Regions from separate parts of the Mus musculus genome. Here all the other regions are linked to region 2. The links are chromatin loops, found by intact Hi-C in ENCODE. Cell type or tissue: gastrocnemius. All regions are shown on one strand.

What was found. Hi-C counts contacts between places; a loop is a spot of excess contacts. Peaks named below come from ENCODE experiments on the same cell type or tissue, not always from the same donor. Only the 100,000 strongest peaks of a DNase experiment are listed, where the experiment ranks them.
Region 1: a loop joins it to region 2, with 22 times the contacts of the local background. A loop is called at or near these places in 18 of 42 quality-filtered maps.
Region 3: a loop joins it to region 2, with 24 times the contacts of the local background. A loop is called at or near these places in 12 of 42 quality-filtered maps.

The regions. Positions count from the first base shown.
Region 1 is chrX:73,427,099-73,435,098 of GRCm38, reverse strand. Trex2 (three prime repair exonuclease 2) reads left to right here. Exons shown (of 2, transcript NM_011907.4): 2 at 426-1,394. The coding sequence starts at 460. The coding sequence ends at 1,170. It also overlaps a transcript of Zfp92 not described here. Among named protein-coding and RNA genes, the nearest start is that of Trex2, 4.2 kb to the left of the region's middle. In gastrocnemius, a CTCF peak has its summit at 4,877 (motif pointing right); no DNase peak of the experiment used is centred here.
Region 2 is chrX:73,049,437-73,057,436 of GRCm38, reverse strand. It overlaps the pseudogene Gm6858. Among named protein-coding and RNA genes, the nearest start is that of Pnma3, 11 kb to the left of the region's middle. In gastrocnemius, a CTCF peak has its summit at 3,339 (motif pointing left); a DNase peak (open chromatin) is centred at 3,347; H3K4me3 peaks cover 417 bases; H3K27ac peaks cover 573 bases.
Region 3 is chrX:73,489,243-73,497,242 of GRCm38, reverse strand. It overlaps Bgn (biglycan), which reads right to left. Exons shown (of 8, transcript NM_007542.5): 2 at 6,213-6,464; 3 at 5,813-5,925; 4 at 5,082-5,295; 5 at 4,410-4,520; 6 at 4,187-4,280; 7 at 3,905-4,043; 8 at 1,307-2,644. The coding sequence starts at 6,453. The coding sequence ends at 2,447. Among named protein-coding and RNA genes, the nearest start is that of Bgn, 9.6 kb to the right of the region's middle. In gastrocnemius, CTCF peaks have their summits at 3,467 (motif pointing right) and 6,232 (motif pointing right); DNase peaks (open chromatin) are centred at 207, 3,458 and 6,325; H3K27ac peaks cover 2,289 bases.

The DNA of each region.
Region 1 (8,000 bases), 380 kb before region 2:
AGGGGTTGGGCCAAGGCACCAATTGTGGACTGTATCTGTTCCCCTCCTTGATGGGCTAGATCTGGGCCTGGCAGCAAAAGGAAGAGGACCCTGGGTTAAAGTCTAAGCACTTTCTTTTGTGCCTGTTTGATAAGGTGATAGAACAACGAAGGTTGGGTTGGAGATCCAGGAAAGGGAGGAGGGAGGACGGACAGAAGTAACAAGATTCTGGTTACTTGATCCTGGCCCCATGAGTCCTCTTTAAAGTGTCTCTAGATATGAATATGTATCAGAAACTACTCCTAGCACCAAAGGCCTCATGAGATGGGATGGAGCATCAGGAAGTGAGGTTCTGTGTAGTATAGCTTTGACCTGAGATGGCTATAGGTAGCAGGGCCTTGCTCTCATGTCTTTAGCCCTCTGGCTTATGCCACTTGTTCTGGCAGCTCTAGGCCTCATTGTTCCTGTGAGAACATCAGCATGTCTGAGCCACCCCGGGCTGAGACCTTTGTATTCCTGGACCTAGAAGCCACTGGGCTCCCAAACATGGATCCTGAGATTGCAGAGATATCCCTTTTTGCTGTTCACCGCTCTTCCCTGGAGAACCCAGAACGGGATGATTCTGGTTCCTTGGTGCTGCCCCGTGTTCTGGACAAGCTCACACTGTGCATGTGCCCGGAGCGCCCCTTTACTGCCAAGGCCAGTGAGATTACTGGTTTGAGCAGCGAAAGCCTGATGCACTGCGGGAAGGCTGGTTTCAATGGCGCTGTGGTAAGGACACTGCAGGGCTTCCTAAGCCGCCAGGAGGGCCCCATCTGCCTTGTGGCCCACAATGGCTTCGATTATGACTTCCCACTGCTGTGCACGGAGCTACAACGTCTGGGTGCCCATCTGCCCCAAGACACTGTCTGCCTGGACACACTGCCTGCATTGCGGGGCCTGGACCGTGCTCACAGCCACGGCACCAGGGCTCAAGGCCGCAAAAGCTACAGCCTGGCCAGTCTCTTCCACCGCTACTTCCAGGCTGAACCCAGTGCTGCCCATTCAGCAGAAGGTGATGTGCACACCCTGCTTCTGATCTTCCTGCATCGTGCTCCTGAGCTGCTCGCCTGGGCAGATGAGCAGGCCCGCAGCTGGGCTCATATTGAGCCCATGTACGTGCCACCTGATGGTCCAAGCCTCGAAGCCTGAATGCCAGTGCCATCCATTCATCCAGGCTCTGAGCTACATCTTTGCTCTCTGTAGCACCTTTGTGGCCTTCCTCAGCCCTGACCTACCTGGCCATAGGATCCTACAGCCTTCTCTGTACTCCACTATCAGTTGGGCACCTTCTGGCCAGCCTGTGAGTTGCTCTTTCAGGGCTTCCATCTTTCATCCCATTTCTCAATAAATATCACCAACTATTTACCAGCTGATTTACTGGCCAGACTTCTCTCCGCCCATACCCAAAATTATCCAACCAAGGCACAGAAGGGCCCATGCTGGCCTGATCCTGTGGTGAGCTCTGTGAGTATGTAGAGGGGAAGATTCTCAAAAGGGGCTTGTGATAGGTAGGAGTGCTAGACCTTTAGCCCTGGCTATCTCTCTGGTATGTTTCATGGTCCCCCTGAGTGTTGCCCCTCTTTGCTAGGCCCTTGGGATAAGCAGGCTGAATCCTCCAGAGAGGGGATTGAAAGCAGTAACTGAGCCTGCAGAGAGCTAGTCCATGCCTTCCTTATTCAATGCCCAGCTCCAACCTTTACCCTCATTCTTCTCTGATCCTGCTCTGCAATGTAGCGCCAGTGAATTGATAATTGGGCTCCAGGAAAAGACAGGCATCTCTAATCATTTGTGGACATGGCACACGAATGCCACAGGAGGGGCCATCCAGGCAGACGAGGGTGCCAAGTTGACCTGAGGCATAGATGAGAGTGGCACTCATGCCAGCTCTCAGATCCTTCACAGAATGATTTATTTGGGCAACTTCTCACCGGCTGCTTCAGCTGGACTTCGGGTTTCTGGTGACCTGCCTGTGGAGCCCCACCCTGAGGCACTCCTATCTTGTGGTAAGTCAGACCAGGTGAGAGCTGTGTCACCAAATGCTGGGGCAGGTAAGAAGGGGTGGGGTGGCCACACCCCAGAGTGACTCGCATGAGCAAAGCCTCCAGCCTCCAGCCTCCAGCCAGCCTGGCCCGTTTGGGAACCCCTAAGTAGGTCAAAATGACCAGAGAGGCTTCAGTGTGTGTGGAGGCAGGGTAAGAAGACCAGAACACTGGTGATAGCTGTGTCAGAATAATCACATGGCCTGGCTGAGACTGAGGGCAGTGGAGGTTACAAAGGGCTGTGTCTAGAAGAAAGGCAAGATCTTATTTGTGTGTTTGTTGTATCTCTCAGGCCTTTATCTCCTGGCCAGGCTCATGTGGGCAGTCTATACAAGAAAGTGGTACCCTTAGAATACTGTCCCTGCTACTACATAATGACAGATTAGAAAGGCTCAACTCCAGGATCAGCTGGCTGCCTTCTCTATACCTTATGACACCTCCACAGTGGTCTTGTTTTATGTTTTTCCCTCTCTGAGGTTGAGGTTTCTGATCAGACATCCAAGAATCCTTGGTCTAATGGTCTTGGGTGCTGTGCCCAAGTCTTTCCTGGCTTTCTAGGAAAGTAAATGTGTTTGTGTGTTTCCCACCCATGATGAGCACTGGTCGGCTCACAATTTCCTTTCTCCTAATGAATAAGTTGAAAGTAAATAAGCAGAGATATGTCTTAAAACTTCACATGCTCACACTACCAACAATGATGTGACCATAAAGGTGGCACTCTGATTTAATCTGCACTATTAACATGTTCCCCATTATTTTCTCATGTCAGGGTAGTCAACAAAGCAGGAATAAACTGAGCACTGCTGTGTCCTGGTCCATTGACCTCTGTGGGATAGCTCTGTCACTGTGCCAAATAGGAAGACGACAGAGTACGCACAAAGTTATACAGGAATAGATTTGTGGCATCACACTATAGCATTGATTTCTACTGTAGTCTGCTAGATGTTCATCAATACACAGTAACAGTAAAATGTGGTTAGTTAAGATGTGATAGATCTGGATAGCTTCTTTCTTTTTTGTTTAGTAAAGTATAACTTAAGTTTTCATTTATATTATTTATTTACTCTTGGTTTTTGGAGACAGGGTCTCATGTATCCTAGACTGCTCTTATAGTCTCGATATAGCCACGGCTGGCCTTGGACTCCTGATCCTTAGGCCTCTACCTCATAACTGCTGGGATGATAATCTGATGTTTGTTTACATAAATTAATTTCTAATAGATGTTAACCTTGCAAAATTTCCAAACATTTAACATCATTTGAATGACTAGATAAACAACAACAAAAGACTGACCGTCACATGCTCTGTTGCCAGGGAGGGAGGATGGACGGCTCCTATGCTTTTGGTGACACTATAGGTGGTGCAGCTTCAATGGAAACTGGCTGGAAAGTGTCTGGAAGGGTTAACTGAGCAGCCATCATGAGATCCAAGGTTTCACCCTTATGTTTCCCCAAGAGAACTTTAGAACACATGCAGGACCACTTGTGTTTTAAAGGGCTCCCAAGTAGATGTTCCCCAGTAGGATGACTGGCTGTACAACTCATGTCACATCTGCAACCGGGGATGCTGCTCAACAATGTGTATATAGTATGCTCCTGAGACTACAGTCTGGATGCAACATGGAGTAGTGATGTGGCAGATAGAGTATCACTAGGCCTGTGAGGAAGCTAGGCAAGACAGCAAGGACTGCTTTCCTCATTTCCATGGATTATAGAGCTCAAGCATACCCTCTCCCCACTCTCTTTCTATTAGGGACTTGATTTCCCTTAGCCCCTTTATTTTCCTTTTAAAATTCCTTTGTGGAGCTAGAGATGTCACTTAGTTGGCAGAGTGCTTACTCAGTATGTACAAAGACCTGGGTTTCATGCCCAGCACCAAAACAAAACAAAACAGGTGTTATAGTGTAGACCTAGAATTCCAGCACTTAAGGTATAGAGACGGGAGGATCAGGAATTCAAGGTCATCCTAAGCTACAAGGCCAGCCTGGGACACAGGAGAGTTTATCTTTAAAATAATGTAAAAGGTCTCTTGCATCTTCTCTTACTCTGCTGCTATATCAATAGTACCATAGATTGTATGACTTATAAGTACCAGAAATTCATTGATCATAATTCTGGTGCTTGGATATCCAAGATCAGGGTGCAAGCAGGTCATATTTGGCTGAGAATTTCATTTTTCATAGATGGGACTTTCTTGCTGTGTTGTCACATACATGATAGAAGAGACCGGCTCAGTCCTTGAGATTTCTTCTAACAGTGCTAATATTATTCACAGGAACTTTGCCCTCATGGCTACTCCCCTCCTAAAGGTCATACCTTGGTGATCAGGTTTCAACACATGAACTTCAGTGGGGACAAAGACTCAGAACATAGTATACCTGCATACATACACTCCCATTTTTCTCTTTCTCTCTTTTTCTCTGTGTTTCTCTCTCTCTCTCTCTCTCTCCCTCCCCCCTCTCCCACACACACACACACACACACACACACACACACACACACACTTTCCCTCACATTCTTCCTTGCATCTTCCTGCACACTCATAAATTTGCAAAAATAGCATTTGACTAGGTGTTGTTTCTTAAAAGTCATAAATGCCTTCTTTGAATAGTTTTAGCCAGTTTTAATGGATTTTAATTTATTAACATAATCTTTTTTTATTTTCTTAGCATCTATGCTGATGTCTCCTTTCTTATTCCTACACATATCTTAACAAGGATTGTGAGAGAGATTATCTGTTTCATTGGCTCTTTCATTTGAGCTTGCGTATGTGTGTTTATGCGTGCACATGTACATGAAGACACCAGAGGGCACTCTTCACCTTATTTTTTTTGAGTCAGGATCTCTCTCACTAAGCCTTGAGTTCATTAATTGGCTAGACAAGCTGGCCAGAGAAGCCTGGGGATTCTTCTATTTTCCTCAGTCAGTACTAGGGTTACAAATGTATATTGACTTGCTCAGTTTTTATATGGGTGCTGGGGATACAAACTCAGGTCCTGATATTTGTGAAACAGGTGGTACCACTGAGCCAGGTCCATATTCCTCATTGACCCTTTTAAAAGTAGAGCTTTGGCTTACTCTTTCAGTTTGTTTGTTTGTTTATTTATTTATTTATTTTCCTTTGTTAAGTACTTCTGTTTTTCGAGACAGGGTTTCTCTGTGTAGCCCTGGCTGTCTTGGAACTCACACTGTAGACCAGGTTGGCCTCAAACTCAGAAGTCCGCCTGCCTCTGCCTCCCGAGTGCTGGGATTAAAGGTGTGTGCCACCACCGCTCAGCTATTAAGTTCATTTTTTTATTACCTTGATTATTTCCATCTCTGGTTTAACTTTAGATTATTTTCTAATTTTCTGAGATGAAAACTAATCTCCTGAACCATCTTCCTTATTGGATAACTGAGGTCGTCAAAAATAATTGTTTCTCTCAAGGATCAGACCACACCCCAAAGGTTTGCTATTAGACACTTTGTTAGCTTGGCATTAGAGATAGCTCGTGGTTTCACTTTTCATTTCCTTCACAATGTAATGCTTGTATAGACTGTCCTGACTTCTCAATAGTGAACAATTTTTTAAAAATCATTCCTTTATCGTGTATGTGTGTGTGATGTGCACATGCCATATTGCTCCTGTTGAAGTCAGAGGACAACTTTCAAGGAGTCGTTCTTGCCTCCCTCTATAGTTTCAGGGGTCAGCTAGTCAGAATATGTAGCAAGTGCTTTTACTTCCTGAACCAAGATAACCTTTAAACGGGATGTAGAGTAGGTCTTATGTTTTCTAGGGCTGTCATAACAAAGTATACCCCAGTGCTGGAAGTCCAAGATCAAGCTCTCATCAAAGTGAGTCCCTTCTGAGTTTTTCAAGGAAGCCTGGTCCGCTCTCGTTCCATGGCTCCTAGTAGTTTCTGCAACCTTGGCCATTTTGTGGCTTGTCTGTACATATAGAACTCTAATTTCTACTCTCATCTTCATATGACATTCTCCCTATGTACCTATCTCTGCCTGAGAAGTCCTCTTTCTATTGCTTCTCAGCCATACATGGTTAGAGCCCACCCTCATGATCTTCTCTTAACTTAAGCTCTTAACTTGAACTACAGATTTCATCTCCAAACTTGCAACCCTCCTGCCTTAGCCTTTCTAGTGCAGAGATTATAGGTGTGTGTCACATGCCTGCTCATAAATAACTTTGAAAAGTGTTCTACATCCTGGAAAATGTGTCTCCTTAAGAAATGTTGACATTTATCCATAGTTCTAAAATATAGCTTAACAATTGTACTGCTTATCTGTCCTTGCTTATCTATTACATCTGTCCAGTTACATGACAATGCTACTCCAACATAGTTATGTCTTATTGAAGTATTCCTTCATGCCAAATAGTTTTTTTTTCAGTATAAATTTAATCGCTATATGCTTGTGCTTATGACTTTATGGCTTTATTAGTCAGGATTCTCACAGTGTCTCAGAATCTATCATCTCTTCATCTATGGGAGACTTCAAAGCACTGGCTCACAGAATGTAGAAGCTGAGTGGTGACTGAGCCAACTAGCAACTGAGGGTGAAGCTATGGTTAAATCCAGGGGCCATCAGGAGCAGAATCCTTTCCTCAGGGTAATTTCAGACTTTTTAAATAAAGCCTTCAGCCGATTGAACAAGATCAACCTACACTAGGGGGAAAGATAGCTTTATTCAAAGTCCACCAATTTAAATACCAATCTCATCTAAAAATTATTTTCACAGCCTCATCTAGACTGGTGTTTTACCAAAGTCTGAGTTCTATATAGCCTGGTCAAGTTGGTAAATAAAATTATCCCCTGACTTTAGCTTAGTGCCTTATCATCCACAAAGCTAAAGCGATCCCACAGAGCACTTGGCTGGCCGCTCTGCTAGGTCAGACATTTGGCCTCCTCCCTGAGGTCTTTGTCTTGCAGCTTTGTTTCTAGTGCAAACTCCCCAAGTTTCCACTTTGCTCCCCGGTGCAGTGAGTGGCCTTGGCTAGCATTAGAACCTAAGGGCTGCCATTTTCCCCTAGCTTCTACAGAGGCCAAAGAGATGCTCCCATAGCAACCTCCTGAGGCTTCAAGAGATTCATTCAATTTTGTTAGATTCCCTGAAGCACCTTAAAATTAAGAGTGTAATCCAGAAACTAAGCATTATACAGGTTTCATTTTAATTTAGCAGTGTGGACTGTTTGATGCTAAAGGGAAACCATCTTTTATAGCTCCCAATTTCTCTTAAAGGTGATTATTAAAATTCTGCCTTGATAGGAAATTGGAGCAGGTTAGTAACTTGCTATGGCCACACCGCTCCCAGCGTGATTGGATCTCTTACCTAGGCTTTTTGTTTTCAGTCCCAGCACCATTTGACTTAAAAGTTGTTATTTAAGTCTGTGTGAAGGAAGGAGGGGAGCGTGTTCTGCAGTAATAGTTCAAAGCTGACTTTGGTGGCAAATGCCTAGTCCAGCACTCCAGAGTTAATGGCAGGAATTCAAAATAAGCCCAGGCAACATCACCTGAAAAATAAATAAAAACCCAACCTAAACAAACAAAACAAAACCTAAGACTATCAACAAAAAATATCCAAGTAATAAAAAATTTCTACAGGCAAACATAAGATAATATCTTAGTGACATTTTTGACAAGAGTTCTTCATTGCAACCCCAAATATATAAAATACAAAATTTAAATATGCTATTTGAAAGAAAACATTTGTTAAAAATGTATTTGATGATGAACTAGAACTCTAATTCTTTGTAAGAAAATAAACAATTCAATTGAAATGAGAAAGAGATCAACAGGCTCCTCAAAGGAAATGTGAATGACCAAGTACATACAAAGCGAGTCATGAAGGAAATGCAAATCAAAAGCACAAAGAGCTACAACTTTCCATACACTAGGATGACTACCCTCAGACAGACAGACAGACAGACAGACAAGTGTTGGTGAGCATG
Region 2 (8,000 bases):
GAGTGGGTGGGTAAGGGAGCAGGGCAGGGTAGGGTATAGGAGACTTTCGGGATAACATTTAAAATGTAAATGAAGAAAATATCTAATAAAAATTTATTAAAAAAAAAAAAAGAACCTGTTCCAAGGCAAAGAGCAGTACATTGAGCATTGACTTGGACTTCTGGGTTCCCAATCTGAGAGACAATGTTTCTGTTGCTTTTGCCACTGTTGTAGGTACTGTTTGATTGTCGTAACAGAATAGGATGACCAGGGCAACTTATAAAGCAAGCATTTCATATATATTATCCAATATATACAAAGAACTCAAGAAGCTGGACTCCAGAAAATCAAATAACCCCATTAAAAATGGGGCACAGATCTAAACAAAGAATTCTCACCTGAGGAATACCGAATGGCAGAGAAGCACCTGAAAAAATGTTCAACATCCTTAATCATCAGGGAAATGTAAATCAAAACAACCTTGAGATTCCACCTCACACAAATCAGAATGGCTAAGATCAAAAATTCAGGTGACAGCAGGTGTTTTGAGTAAGGATCTTTTTGCATTTTGCATTTCTTTGATTGTTGTGCCCATGTTCTCTATGGAATCTTCTGCACCTGAGATTCTCTCTTCCATCTCTTGTATTCTGTTGCTGATGCGCGCATCTATGGTTCCAGATTTCTTTCCTAGGGTTTCTATGTCCAGCATTGTAGCACATTGGGTTTTCTTTATTGTTTCTACTTCCGTTTTTAGGTCTTGGATGTTTTTGTTCAATTCCATCACCTGTTTGGTTGTGTTTTCCTGTTTTTCTTTAAGGACTTCTACCTCTTTAGCACTGTTCTCCTGTATTTCTTTAAGTGAGTTTTTAAAGTCCTTCTTGATGTCCTCTACCATCATCATGAGATATGCTTTTAAATCCGGATTTAGCTTTTCAGGTGTGTTGGGGTGCCCAGGACTGGCTGAGGTGGGAGTGCTGGGTTCTGATGATGGTGAGTGGTCCTGGTTTCTGTTAGTAAGATTCTTACGTTTGCCTTTCGCCATCTGGTAATCTCTGGCATTAGTTGCTATAGTTGTCTCTGGTTAGAGCTTTTCCTCTCGTGATTCTGTTAGCCTCTGTCAGCAGTCCTGGGAGTCCAGCTCTCTCCTGAGTTTTAGTGGTCAGAGTACTCTCTGCAGGCAAGCTCTCCTCTTGCAGGGAAGGTACACAGAGGTCTGGTGTTCAGACCTGCCTCCTGGCTAAAGATGAAGGCCCGAAACAGGGCCTGTCCCAGAAGCTGTGTTGCTTCTGCAGTCCACACTCTCACCTAGGCAGACTGGTCTCTGAGGGACCCAGGACCCAAGATGGCTCCCTCACCTGCCCCAGCAGTCCTCTTATCTGTCTTAAACTCAGAATATTAGACTTTTCAGTCCATCTGGGGATTTCAGATTATTACCCTTCATTCCAGACACCGAGGAGAGATTAAGATGAAGGGTGTGACATAGTTTCTCATTGTCTGCTTCCTGTGGGGAGGAGACAATGGTGGATGAGGCTAAGATATAAAGGGGCAAGTTTACTTGATATAACAGGATCAGAGTTTTCAATTGATCAGTTGCAGCAGATTATGCAAAAGCTATAGGTGTGTGTCTTAGTCAGGGTTTGTATTTTTGCACAAAGCATCATGACCAAGAAGCAATTTGGGGAGGAGAGGGTTTATTCAGCTTACACTTCCACAATGCTGTTCATCACCAAAGGAAGTCAGGACTGGAACTCAAGCAGGGCAGGGAGCAGGAGCTGATGCAGAGGCCATGGAGGGATGTTACTTACTGGCTTGCTTCACCTGGCTTGTTCAGCCTGCTCTCTTAGAGAACCAAGACTACCAGCCCAGAGATGGCACCACCTACAAGGGGACCTCCCTGCTAGATCCCTAATTGAGAAAATGCCTTACAGCTGGATCTCATGGAGGCATTTCCTCAACTGAAGCTCCTTTCTCTGTGATAACTCCAGCTGTGTCAAGTTGACACACAAAACATTGTGTATCTCCATTGCACAACACACCCATGGAATAAACCTGAAATCCTATCACAGAGTGGTTTATTATGCACAAATAACTGTTTCACTATCATACCATGAGTCACATCTTGTCTGACTGGTCAGGGTTCTAGCAGACATGATCTGCCACTGGATAACTTCCCTGGTGCCTTTTCTCCACTGGCAGCTCACATAGCACCATCCAGTAATATGATCAATAGAGAGCAATGAGGGTGTTTCCTCCTTTTTGTAGGGAATGATGGCTAATACAGATATGCATAACTGCCCAATGTACTGAGAGTAAGTGACTGGAGCATGCTCAGCTTCTTATCTGTTCTCCAGGCCTAAGGAACATAACAGAAGACAGGTAAGGACTTAAAAGCTAGACTATGGATACCTGCACATGACTGGGCCTTCCAACTTTCCACCGTGGACAGGGGAGATGCCCATGTGGCCTCATTATTTCCTCAGGAGCTATTGGCAATAGTTGTTAGTGAAGGAAGTTTTTTTTTCTCTAATAGGGGCAGCCACTGCTGGGACTTGATGGGAGGAAGGAGTTTGGAGAGAAGGGAAGAGTAATAGCAGAGTGTGATGGAAGGTTGTGTATAGCAATGCAGTGTGTGTGTGTGTGTGAGAGAGAGAGGGGGGAGGGGAGAGAGAGAGAGAGATTGTTTTTAAAAAAATGAGTGGAGGAACTGTCAGGACCAGGTGGGAAGGAGTTCAGAGAGAGGGAAGGAGGGCTAGCATAGTCTAATGGGAAGTGAATATTATAACAGTTTACAATATACTGCCTGGGTATATAACTGTCAAAGGAAAAAAAAACAGGTAGGAAAAAAAAAGCCCTGGCTCTGACAAATTTGCTCTTCCACTTCTGTTTTTACATTTAAACAAATAGAGGCTCCATGACCACTGGGACTAGACAAAATGTGGCTCCACAGCTAGGCCTAATCTCTCTCTCTCTCTCTCTCTCTCTCTCTCTCACACACACACACACACACACACACACACACACACACCACACACACACACACACACACACCCTGACCTCATTCCCAATCCCCCAACCACACTCCACCCCCTGCTTATTAAATGCACAGGGAACTGAACTCCCACAACAGAGCTGGGGCGTGGCTGAGCTGAACTCATTAGTGGGGGATGGAAAAAAGAAGGGCTGTCTTTTTGAGATCAGGACAAGTAATGCAGTTGCTTCAGCAGACTGCCCATGTGAAGAAACCCTGGAGTCCTCCACCATAGCTAACCACCTCCTGAGATAGGAGAAATGGGAGTGGGGGATGGGCAGCAGGAGCTCGCTGGGCCAGCCAGGACCATTTGTGGTCATCTACCACCATCTAGCGGTCAGCCCGGACATTGCCTCAGGAAAGGTTCGGCAGATGCCAGTCTCATTAGCAGCCATTTCACGGTTTGTACTGTCGCTTTTCCCTGGGGTCAGTGCGACTTGAGCTCAAGGCTGCAGGAAATGGCTGCTTGCGCAAGCGTACTCTTACTTAGTCTCCGGCTCTGCTAGCGACTGCCCCTGGTATATTCATGCGCCTGCGCTCATCACAGGCTTGTAGATCACTAAAATTTAGGCTTTAAACGCTTGATTAGTCTGCTATGGAGTCAACACACAGAACACACAAACAGATATATATGTTCTGTTTCTGTTTCTTATGTCTCCGGAATTTGAAAAAACTGGTCTACTCCCCCCACCCCCCATCCCCGTCCCCTTTTACATCTTAAAGTGTGTATTTCCAATGAGATCATGTACACAAACACTATAAAGTGCAAAAAGAAAAAAAGAGAAACAAACTAGAAAGCTATGAAAACAATGTCGATGATGGGGTTTATATGCATATCTTCTGACTTCCCTTTGATATCTTATTTTTTATGAAACAGGTGGTATATGAAAAAGAGGATGCAAGCAGACGCTGCCATTGCCCACCAGTGCCTAGTGCTTAGCATCTGATAGTAAAGGGCAGCATAGTCATTTTCTACAACTTCCAGCTGATAGGAGCTTCACATGAATTTTAAGAGGAGCACTTTTGTTGTTGTTTTTCGAGACAGGGTTTCTCTGTGTAGTCCTGCCTGTCCTGGAACTCACTCTGTAGACAAGGCTGGCCTCGAACTCAGAAATCCACCTGCCTCTGCCTCCCAAGTACTAGGATTAAAGGTGTGCGCCACCACTGCCAGCACTTTTAAACCTATACTTAGAAAACAACCAAAGAAAATTTAAAATCTCGAGCTTGTGACTTTTTGGAATCTCAGTATAACAATAGCACAGAGAGGGAAAGAAATATGAAACATTTTTACATACCTTGTCACCCCCTTTCACTTTATAACCTGCATTTACACATCTTAAACACTTTGTAGTGAAAAAGTAAAACGTAAAAACAAAATTCTAGGCCTTTAGGCCCAGGCTTGGGAATGTGACCTCTGTGACTCAGTGCTCCAAGGTATGCTAATCATAAAACAGATAGCCACATTCCTCCACCCACCTGCTTCCTGGGTTCAAAGAGTGTTCATTCAAAGAATGTGCTATTGTTAGGGGCTCTTAGAAACTGTCTTGAGAGATAACCTGAACAAATACCAGGTATTCCTTGTGACACTTGTGACTTTGCACTTCCTTGTGACTCTTAACTGGTATCTTTGGTATTTTTTTCCAACAACGCCCTCCCCACTTCCTTGAGTTGTGGTTTCTGCCTTTAAATACCCCAGCTACTCAGGGCGCCACGGTCCTCTACCCCTGCGTGGTGTATGACTGTGGGGCTGAGAGCGCTCTTGAATAAAAATCCTCTTGCAGTTTGCAGCAAGACCGTTTCTTGTGGGTGATTTTGGGGTGTCACATCTCCTGAGTCAGAACGTGGGGGAGTCCTCAGATTGTGGGTCTTTCAGTAGACCCACACAGCTTAGAAAGTGTTCACATTCTCGGATCCATATAACTTGTATTTATACACCTTACAGCATTTTTTTCAGAACTTACATAAACTTTAAACATGTTTTTTCCCTGTCCAATTATCTACCACAAGGCATAGGTGGTTGACTACTAAGAGCAGTCACTGCAAAGCAGTTTCCTTTAAAATGAAGGAGAAGTAAAAAGTTAGTTCGAAAGCTGTTTTATGAGTTGATCTCTTTCAGCATAAGGTCTGCCAGCAAGGGAAACTGGGCCTGTGTCTTTCTCAGCAGGAAACCTAGCCGCTCTAGAAACAAGTAAACCCTGTGTGTGTTTGTTTGTTTGTTTGTTTTGCTTTACATAAGAAATGAACTAAGAAGGCAGCTACCAATCTATAGGGCCAGAGAATAGAATGTGTTGTGCTGAATGAAAATGCCTCTCATTGGGGTTGGCATTACTGGAGAGAGTGTATTTATTACCTGAGGCTGGGCTTTGGGATTTCAAGTGCTCAAGCCAGACCCAGTGTCTCATTCTCTTGCTGCTGCCTATGGATCCAGATATAGAACTCTCAGCTATCTCTCCAGCACCTGCATGCTGCCATGTTCTTGTCTTGATAATGGACTGAACCTCTGAACTCGTAAGCCAGCCCCAATTAACTGTTGTCCTTATAAGAGTTGCCTTGCTCATGGTATCTGTTCACAGCAGTAAAACCTTAACTAAGGTAGTCAGGGTTGGCACACACCTTTAATCCCAGCACTTGGAAGGCAGAGGCATGCTGATCTCTGACTTCCAGGACAGCCTGGTCTACAGCCTGGAGTGAATTCCAGGACAGTCAAGGAAGACTACACAAATAAACCCTGTCTCAACAAACACCCCCAAAACACCCACCACCATCAACAACAACAAAAATCCATAACTAAGACACCATCCTAATACCAAACTCAAAAGATCAAAACAGCCTGAGCAAATGCAAGACAGACATGAAAGTGGGCAACCAATAGAGGCTAAAGAGCTTAAGAGCCTGTCTAGTTCTTTTGCAAAGAGGACCTTATTCATACCCCTAGCCTTGTACTGGGGACCATTATTCACATTTTTTTCTTTCCTAGGGCCACAGAGAGGCCCCCTTCCAAGCTCTCCACCAGACGCCGCCTCCTCTCCCTCTCAGATATGTGGCGCCACAGGTATAGCATGTCATTGGCATAGTCCAGCCAGCTCTCGAAAGACTGACCCCCACAGCCAGGCTCTTCCATCCCAGAGAAGTGTCTCAGCTCCTGGTAGGCCATGTTTTCCAGGATGGGCTGCAGGGCTTGGCTCCACTGCTGGGTCCAGGCTCCAGCCCCATGTGCCCCTCCTGCCACATCAAAGGCCCCTTCCTCACCCGAACCTCCTGCCTCACCTACAGCTCCTGCCAATCCTACAGCTCCTATGATCCCTGCAACCCCCATGTCCCCTGCAGCTCCCTCCTCATCTGACATCCCTGCTTCACCTGCAGCTCCTGCCTCATCCTCACCTATAGCTCCTGCTTCACCCAGAGACCCTCCACCGTCCACAGATCCTTCATCCCCTGCAGACCCCTCGTCACTCCCAGACTCCTCATCCCCTGCAGACCCCTCTTCACCTGCCTCTAAAACTCCTCCCTCTCCTGCAGCTCCCACCTCACCTGCAGCTCCTACCCAACCCATAGCTCCTAGAACACCTACAATCCCCATGTCACCTCCAGCCCCTTCCTCTTCAGACATTCTCACAACCCCTGCCTCAACTACATCATCTTCCCCATCCAGAGCCCCCTCGTCTGACAGCCTTGCTTCATCTATAACTCCTGCCTCATATATAACTTCTGCCTCGTCTATAAGTCCTTCTTCATCTTCTGCTCCCTCCTCATCCGACAAGCTTGCCTCAGCTGCAGCCCCTCCCTCCACTGCTCTTCCTGCCTCACCTGGTCCTCCCTCCCCCTCTGCTCCTTCCTCATCTGACAGTCTTGCTTGAGCTGCTGCAGCTCCGGCCTCCTGTAGGAAGGAGACAGGAGCTGCAGCTCCTCCTCTGGCCTTACCTGCTCCTTCCTCGCCAGGCATTCTTGCCTCATCTGTGGCTCCTTTCTCAGCTGGTCCTCCTGCCTCGCCCACAACCCGTCTCATCTATGTCTCCTTCCTCAACTACAGCCCCTGATCTGCCCGAGACCCCTGCCCCACCTGAAGCCCCTTCCAAAGCTTGCCCATGAGCCTGTGCAGGGAAATTGAATGTATCCTGTGACTCGACTTCAGGGACCGGAGGCAGGAAGATCACACTCCAGGACCCCCTATTATTTGGTATTTGTTGGGGGATCAAACTTTGGTTTAAATTGTCGGCGAATTCAACCAAAGCGACCTTTGCTCCAATCTCCTTTCTGAAGACCTTGCCAAGCACTCGGTACCTGCCCAGGGGCCTGAGGGCAGCCTCCACTGCCTCCTGAAATTCTTCTTCTTCACAGTCATCGGGGATGCCCAGGATAAGCAGTGAGCGCTGGGCATTGACCCCCATCCACCCACACCAGTCCTGCAGAATCGCCAGTGCCATAGCAGTGAACTTAGGAGGTACCATGACCAGTCAGGGATGTGTCTGATTGTACTAGTCTCTTCCTCAGCCTGTGAGTGAAAAAGACAAAATTGAATGTTGGTACCAGACAGCCCAGCCTATACTATCTCCAGCAGGGACCTGTGGTTGTTTGAATAAGAACTGCCTCCATAGGCTCATATATTTGAATGCTCAGTTAGCAAAGAGTGGAACTCTTTGATAGGATTAGAAGGATTAGGAGGTGTGGCCCTGTAGGAGGAAGTGTGCCATCTGATACCTAGCAGCTGGAGCCCTTACTAACACCATATGCTACGGGGTCTAGCAGAGGATCTGGAGTGTCCAGAAAACCTTGAGACCCCTTCCTCAGTTGCCCCACCCTGACACACACTAGAATCTTATGAGTCCCACTGCCATTATCACTGCCCCTTTGCCACCAGAGCCACTTCTGCAGCCTGGAAACCTCACTACTCCGAGTCCTAGAGCTGCTGGAGAAATGCTATCACCTCTCTGCAGATGTCTCCATCTATATCCATTGTAGCAAGTGGTGACAATCTTATCTCTTCCCAGGGTGT
Region 3 (8,000 bases), 440 kb before region 2:
GAGAGAGACGAATTGAAAAAGAAAAGTGACTAGCCAAGGAGAGGGACAGGAAGGGAAGGGAGACCTGTTGAAGTGAGCCATGGCCCCCAGACCACCCCCACTCAGAGAAACACACTGAGGGCTTCACCTTTCTGTTTCCACCAGGTCTCCTTGCTGCTTGCCCCTCCTTACTACCAGCACGGGGACCGGATTGAGGCCCTGACTCCTGGCCTTTGGCCAGTGCCCTTGCCCTGTGTCTGCCCAGCTCAGCAGAGATTGCCAGGCTGTGGAGCACATGCCCCAGAATAGTGCTATGATGCTGCTGGGTGACATTCTATCGCTGGGCCACAACACCAAGTGGCGCCTCCCACCCCCAAAAGGAGAAACCTGGGGACATTGGGTGCCCTGGATTGCCAGGCTAGGAGGGTATAGTTGTGTGTGAGAAGCCAGAAGCTTGTCTCTGGGTGCACCTCTTTTGGCCTGTCACTCATACTGGTCTTGGTGCTCTATTTTTGCTACCTGGCTGTTGCTGTATAGGGAAGCCCCAGTTCCCATGACCTGAGCAGAAGGGCCCACTTAGCCCAGGCCCACTTCAGTCCTTTGGGGGTCTATTACTTTCCAGGGCAGCTTGTGTCCCTAGTGGGCATGCATCCATGGACCTGAACTGGAGCCTCCGTCAGGATTTAGCTGCAACTTGCTCTCATCTCTCAGGGATCTATGTAGTACTGGTGGGAAGGCAAGCCAGGTTGGCCCAAGTAGCTGTACCAATATACTGCCTAAGGCCAAAGGCTCCTCCCCTCTGCCCTTTCCTAGTGTTAGCACAGATACTAGTCATAGCCCAGACTACAACAGTGTTTTTGGCATTACTTTTTTTTTTTTTAATTCCATCTAGACAGGCAGACAGAATTCTCTCTGCTGGGGTATTGAAGCTCCCATCGTAAAAGGAGTGGGACCTACGTTGGTATCCCATAGCCAGCAGTTCCTTGACAAATGCTCTACTCTGAGAGGACAGATGACACCTCAGGTGTGGCTTGCTTTTTTGAGTCCAGCTTAAGAGCAATTGAGGCAATGGAAGGACCAAGAAAGGAGAGGAAAGCAGATAGGGCCTAGGCCTTATGTCTGGTCATTTGGGATGTGCTTTTATAGTTCTGGACCTGAGGGTGAGAGGGGCCTTCTTCTACGGGCAAGGGCAACAGTGAAGAGGAAGCACAATGATGTAAACTGGGGATGGAAAGGCAGAGCCTTTGAGGTGGCCTGAGGAGGCCCTTGTTTCACCTCTGCTTTTCTCTTGATGCCCAGTGATGTTTCAAAGAACTGGCACACAGACTCGTATTGCACAGTGTTTCTTTAATTGAGAGACAACTGACCTCATAAGCAGCACTCCCTCTTGCTGGGTGCAACTGACCATCACCTCCTACCACATCAGGGACCCAGGGGTGAGGGAGGGGACCTAGCCATCTTGGGGAGAGAGCAGGGGCCAATGCAAACTGGTTCTGGCGGCTCTGATGGCCTGCTGAGCCTCTCCAGGGGCTAGGAAGCTCCTTGATCCTCGTCTTGATAGCAGAGTATGAACCCTTTCCTGGACAAAATGGACAGGATTCTGGGCCTCCACCTTCCAGCTTCCTCCAGGGTTGGGGGGTCAAGTTCTGGGTAGGGCAATCAGGAAGATAGTTGCCCCATATTTGTTTGTGGAGGGACTGGCTAGAGACCTGTGAAGCAGAAAGCAGCCTGGGGCAGATGATCCGTGTGTGTGTGTGTGTGTGTGTGTGTGTGTGTGTGTGTGTGTGTGTGTGTTGTCAGAGAGAGACAGATACAAAGATAGAGAGATACACAGAGACAGAGAGACAGAAATAGAGACAGACAGAGATATAGGCAAGGAGATACAGAAAGAGACAAAGATGGAGAAATATGACCTAGGTCCAGAGATGGAAGGGGACAGGTCAATAACTCCAGAAGGAAGAAAAGTGTCAGGAAGCATAACAGGGTTGGAGAGAGGGAAAGATCCAGGAGTTAGTACAGCCAGGTTGTAGCTGGGATTGACAGGTAGTGAACTTGTTGAAGAGAGAACACCAGAGGATAAGGGCAGCAAGCAGAGCCCAGGAGAGCTGGAAGTCAGACATGAGCAAGGAAGAGGAGGAACACATGCCTGGATGGAACAATGGCGGTGGCAGTGTGCTCTATCCATCTTTCCTAGCCCCTCTTGCCAAAAACATCTGAGTTTCAGGATGAGCAAGAAGAAAGATTTATAGGGAGTCTCTGAGTGGACATGGTTGATGAATGTTAAATTTCAAAGGTTGAGGGGAATGGGTGAGAGGGCCAGGCCATGTGCATATATGCATGCTTAGGAGTCAGGGGGAAGCTGTGGTGGGGCAGTGAGTTAATATTGGGGAACAAAGGTGTTGCTTCTTCATCTGGCTATGTTCCTCAGAGACTCTCACCAAGGCCACCATGGTGGCAACCACTGCCTCTACTTCTTATAATTTCCAAATTGGATGGCCAGGCGGTCAGTAACGCAGCGGAAGGTGGCAGGCTGCACTTCCCAGTAGGGCACAGGGTTGTTGAAGAGGCTGATGCCATTATAGTAGGCCCTCTTGACTCCGAAGCCCATAGGACAGAAGTCATTGATGCCCACCTTGGTGATGTTGTTGGAGTGCAGATAGACAACCTGGGGGCAGAGGGAATGTATCTGAGGCTTTTGTCCAAGGATCAGTGACCCAGAGCCATCCCAATCTGTCCTAGCCTGGGTAGTTGCTGTAAGTTGTAGGCAAGATGGAGAGTAGAAAGGTCAGGCCTGCCTTCACATCGGACCCCATCAATCACTTCTTAGTGTCATTTCATAGTCACCCTTTGAAGGTGATTCTTCTCAGGGTTGAGAGGAGGGCATACCGGAGTATGTTAGTGGGTGTAAGCTCTGATTAGGGCACAGGTATTTGGCTGGACTCAGGTCAGGATGAAGGGCTCAAGTGCAGTGTATAAACGAGTGGTGAGTTGGGATGGGTGGGGTGGAGGCTGTGTTTGGTAGAATGATGCTGTAAAACAAAGCAAACTTTGATTCTGACATGATATCTGTGTAGGAAAGACAGTGCCGAGCTAGAGAAAGTATCTAAGGAGCTAAAGAGATCTGCAACCCTGTAGGTGCAACAACATTATGAACTAACCAGTACCCCGGAGCTCTTGACTTTAGCTGCATATGTATCAAAAGATGCCCTAGTCGGCCATCACTGGAAAGAGAGGCCCATCACACACACACAAACTTTATATGCCCCAGTACAGGGGAACGCCAGGGTCAAAAAAATGAGAATGGGTGGGTAGGGAAGTGGGGGGGGGGAGGGTATGGGGGACTTTTGGGATAGCATTGGAAATGTCATTGAGGAAAATACGTAATAAATTAAAAAAAAAAAAAAAAAAAAAAAAAAAAAGAAAGACTGTGCCTTAGGTTAGGAGCTCACTGGTGATAGAAAGGTTACTGGCCACTAGAGGGTGCTCTTAGCCTGGTATGGGAAGTGCTGCCCTAGAAGAGGATGAACGTGCTTTCTACCATTATGAATGGATCTGAGCTTAAACAAACAAACAAACAAACAAACAAACAAACAAACAAACAAATAAATAAATAAATAAAAAACAAAACAAAACATAAATAAAATTGAGGTCCAGAGTAAGGTTGGGAAAGACCTAGTTTGCTCATGTGTTTGGAAGCTAAGTCAGGGAAGGAGACTCCCCTTTTCCAACCACAAACACGAAGCAGACACTGTTCCACTGAGGCCTGGATGAGTACATGAGACCCAAAAGTGAATCTAGGTCTTATTCTGCTCTCTACCCTGTGCCCCTTTATAAAGGGAGACAGGAGATCCAGGCAGTTAAGAGGCTGGTGCAGAGAATGGACCTTCTACAACTCCCCATCTAGTCTTGGAGAACCAGCTCTCACCTGGAGGAGCTTGAGATCTGGGAGGCCAGCAGGCACCCGGGACAGCTTGTTGTTGTCCAAGTGAAGTTCCCTCAGGGTAGGCAGAAAACTCAGGCTCCCATTCTCAATCATCCGAATCTGATTGTGACCTAAGCCCAACCTGAAGGTAAATGAATTAGAGGTCGTCAGAGGCTGGGGGAGAGGAGGACTCTGGGATAGAGCACAGGGACCTGGGTGCCACCCTATAACCTGCCCCATTTGCTAATGGATCCCTGCATCCCCCAAGGGCTGCCTCAACCCCACCTGTACAGCTTGGAGTATCGAAGTAGGTCCTCCAACTCAATAGCCTGGATTTTGTTGTGGTCCAGGTGAAGTTCGTTCAGGGTCTCAGGGAGATCTACCCAGAAGAGAACATGCTGGGAGGTAAGTGCAGGGTCTGGGGCAGATAAAAGGCCCATTCTCTGCTCAAGTACACTGTGCAAGGCCCATCAATGCTTTTGGAGGTTGGGTATTGACACTCTCCTACCTTTGGGGATGCCAGTGAGCTTGGCCTCTGAGATGCGCAGGTAATTGAGCTTCAGGCCATCAAAGGCTCCTGGTTCAAAGCCACTGTTCTCCAGGGGATTCCCGCCCATCTCTAGGAGAGAAGTCCTGTGAGCCCTGAAGCCAATCTCCACCAAAGCCTGTTCTTTTCTGGACTGCAGCTCTGCTGATTGCTTGCTCTTCCCACTTCCATAGAAAGCAGGTTGTGAATTTGCACCGCTAACTACAAATTCCAGCTGTTCTGCATGACTAGCTCAAGGCCTCTGCCACTATTCTTGGTCTTTGGGAGTTGGGAAGCAAGAGGAAACTGTGGGGACCCAGAAAGCCATCCAACGTTTGCTGCTGTGGTGGTCCACTGCCCTTCTCCCTTTCTCTCTCAGTCCAGTCGGTGTCCTATACCTTCCTTTTACCCATATTGTTTTTTTTTTTTTCCAGAAACATACTGGTCTTTTTTAGACTATATTTGAGACTCTTTCTTCAACCGAGCCTTTATAGCCACCACAGTCTTTTTCTTCATGTCCCAAAACAAACATCTGGAACATTCTGAGGCACACAGGGCTTTTCCATGACTACATGGACCCAGCTGCCCTGGCTGAAAGAGATATCCTCTACCTGTCTCCTTTATGCCTGATGCTAAGGTACAGACTAGTCTCACCAATGCAGTTCATGTTCCGGAGCCCGCTGAACACGCCCTTGGGCACTTTGCGGATACGGTTGTCATGGATTCGTAGTTCTACCAGGGAGCTGGGCAGGTTGGGAGGAATCTCCACCAGGTGGTTCTTGGAGATGTAGAGTTTTTGCAGCTTCCGCAGAGGGCTAAAGGCCTTCTCATGGATCTTGGAGATCTTATTGTTTACCAAGACCAGGGCCTAAAACGGGGCAGGCAACCAGGGTGAGCACCCCAGCCCCCCACTCCACCTCCCCTCTCCTCTGCCTCCTGAACTTGCTACTGATGGCACTTGGGAAACATCTGAACCTTTAATGGTCTCATGGAGATCAGTATGTGTTGGTGAGTAGAGTGTAGGGCAAGGAGCTGAGGTTAGCTCCAAGCTGCCCTGGTAATGCCATCACTGCCTAGCATACTTTGCTAGACAGTTTCTCTAAGAGCTATGATGGAATACACTTTCTGTGTTGTTCAGATGAGTCAACAAAACGTAAAGATTTCTGTCAAAAAAAAATGGGACCTGACAGATTTCGTCTTGTACCCATACATATAATGCATGGTTTTGGGCGTTCTCATTACAGCCAGCTCTAGACTTATCTCAGGACTCCATCGGTTCCCACCCCTCTTCCCAACCTCATTTGTGAGTACCCTTCTTCCAAGTCATAGGAACATCAAACTCCTCCTGGCTCCTCAGAAAAGGCAGGAGGCAGGAGGAGGCTTACGTAGAGGTGCTGGAGGCCTTTGAAGTCATCCTTGCGAAGCTCAGAAATGTCATTGTTCTGCAGGTCTAGCAGTGTGGTGTCAGGTGAGATCTCCTTGGGCACAGTCTTCAGACCTGGGGGCCAGCATCATCACCAGCATAAGCCTGGCTCATCCAGTCTGTTGTCACAGCTGGTGTAAAGGGGGTGGGTACATACATGCATATGGACACACACAGACACTGGGAGAAATGCAGGGACTCTGAGCACCCTCATACACCTCAGCCTGTGGTGACTCAACCTCCCCACTCCTACAGTTTTAAACCCATCTCACAGGGTAGCAAATGTATTCTTTTTAGTAAGGGCTCCCAGGCAGGGCCTGTGCTTCTCTGTACACTCTTAGCCTAAGTGCTTAGTGACTCACCCAAGTCAGAGCACTGAACAACCCGCAGGTGGCAGTGGCAACCGAAAGGACACATGGCACTGAAGGTAGGTGTGACAGAGTCCAGGTCGGGGACACCTGAAGTGGTGTCTGAACCTGAAGCCTCCTCATCATTCATCATGAGCAGCCCATCATCCAAGGTGAAGTCCCAGAAACCCTTCTGCTCAAAGGGCAAGGCCTGGCTCAGGGCCAGCAGCAAGGTGAGTAGCCACAGGGGACACATGGTCAATGTTCCTGGGAGCAAAAAGTGAGAAGAGCTGTAGGTTAGTTTATCCTCCCAGCAGTAGTAGCTAGGGTTCTCTCTCTCTCTCTCTCTCTCTCTCTCTCTCTCTCTCCCTCTCCCTCCCTCTCCCCCCCCCTCTCTCTCACACACACACACACACACACACACACACACACACACACACACACACACACACACAGAGAGAGAGAGAGAGAGAGAGAGAGAGAGAGAGAGAGAGAGAGAGAGAGAACACAATATTTCGACCTTAACCAGGGATGGCTAGATGGGAGCAGAGAGAGGGAGGAGGTGTGGGTAAGAGGCGCCAGTCAGGGTAGGAGTGCTGGCTGGCCAGGAGGGTGTCTCTTTCCACTCCCCTCCCTTTCCTGGAAGGACTTGGTTTCATTTGGGCAATGAAATGTCTTTGAAATTAGCTCAAGGCTGCCTCCCCACGAGTCAGCCAGAGCCCGCTTCACTGCCTGAGGTTGGGGGTCAGTGAGGCCAATTGGAGGCTGAGATGAAGCACAGCTATTGGCCCCACAGGTTACCCCTTCTGAGAGTGAGCCTGGAAGATTTGGATGCTATTAGTTTAACTGGGCAATGAGTGAGTCACCCCCTTCACTGCCTGAGTCCCTCCACAGTGCCCATGTTGGTCTGAGAAGGCCCAGAGGCCAAGGCATGAAGTGGGAGAAGAGAGAGAGGAAGATGGGGATGGGGGGATGGGAGGAGGGGAAATAGATTCTTCAATGCTGTAGCAGCATCAAGCAAGGGTCCTGGGAATTAGGGGATCAACACTTCATATCTTCCTTCCTCTCATTTCCCAGGACTCAGGGTGCAAAAGTTCCAGGCTTCCATATCTACCTCTACTCCCTCTTTGTGCCCATGGACCAGGCATCCTGGAGAAGATCTCAAGGAGAGTAGATTGCTGCCAGAGAAACAGGGCAGGGTCAGGCTTGTCTGTAGGCCCCCCAGGCGGAGACAGTGTGATGGGGGTGGAGACTCTTCATTGCCCGAGCCTGCCCCAGCACCCACATCTCCTGTTTCTTTCTCCTGCATTCCACCACCCAAGCAGTGTGTAGTCTGCAGGACAAGGCCAGAGCCCTTGCTTCTTTTACCACTCCTCTTTGTCCAACTCCATGGCAAAGGCTCAGGGTATTTTAGTCACTTCACCTCATTTGCTAAATAGGGAATCCATGGTGGTCTTGATGGCCTCCCAGGGATGGATGTCTGGGGTTGCCCTGGTGTAGGGGTAAATAGGAAGTCTAGCCTCCAAAAGGCTTAAAGCACCCCCAGCTCAAAGAGTCCTCTTATAGAGCACATGGTGGTGGTGAAATTGGGGTATTTGGTGCTCCATCTGGGATAAATAAGCCTTCCGAACTCAACTGCTAGAGGCAAAAGTGGAAGGAACCCAGCTGACAAGGGGGTTATGCTGACTGCTTGCTGCTTTGAAATTCTTAGCACCAGCAGAGGTGTGTGTGTGTGTGTGTGTGTGTGTGCATGTGCGTGCATTGGCAGAAAGGGGAGGCTGGGACATCCTGGTTTGGTTAAAC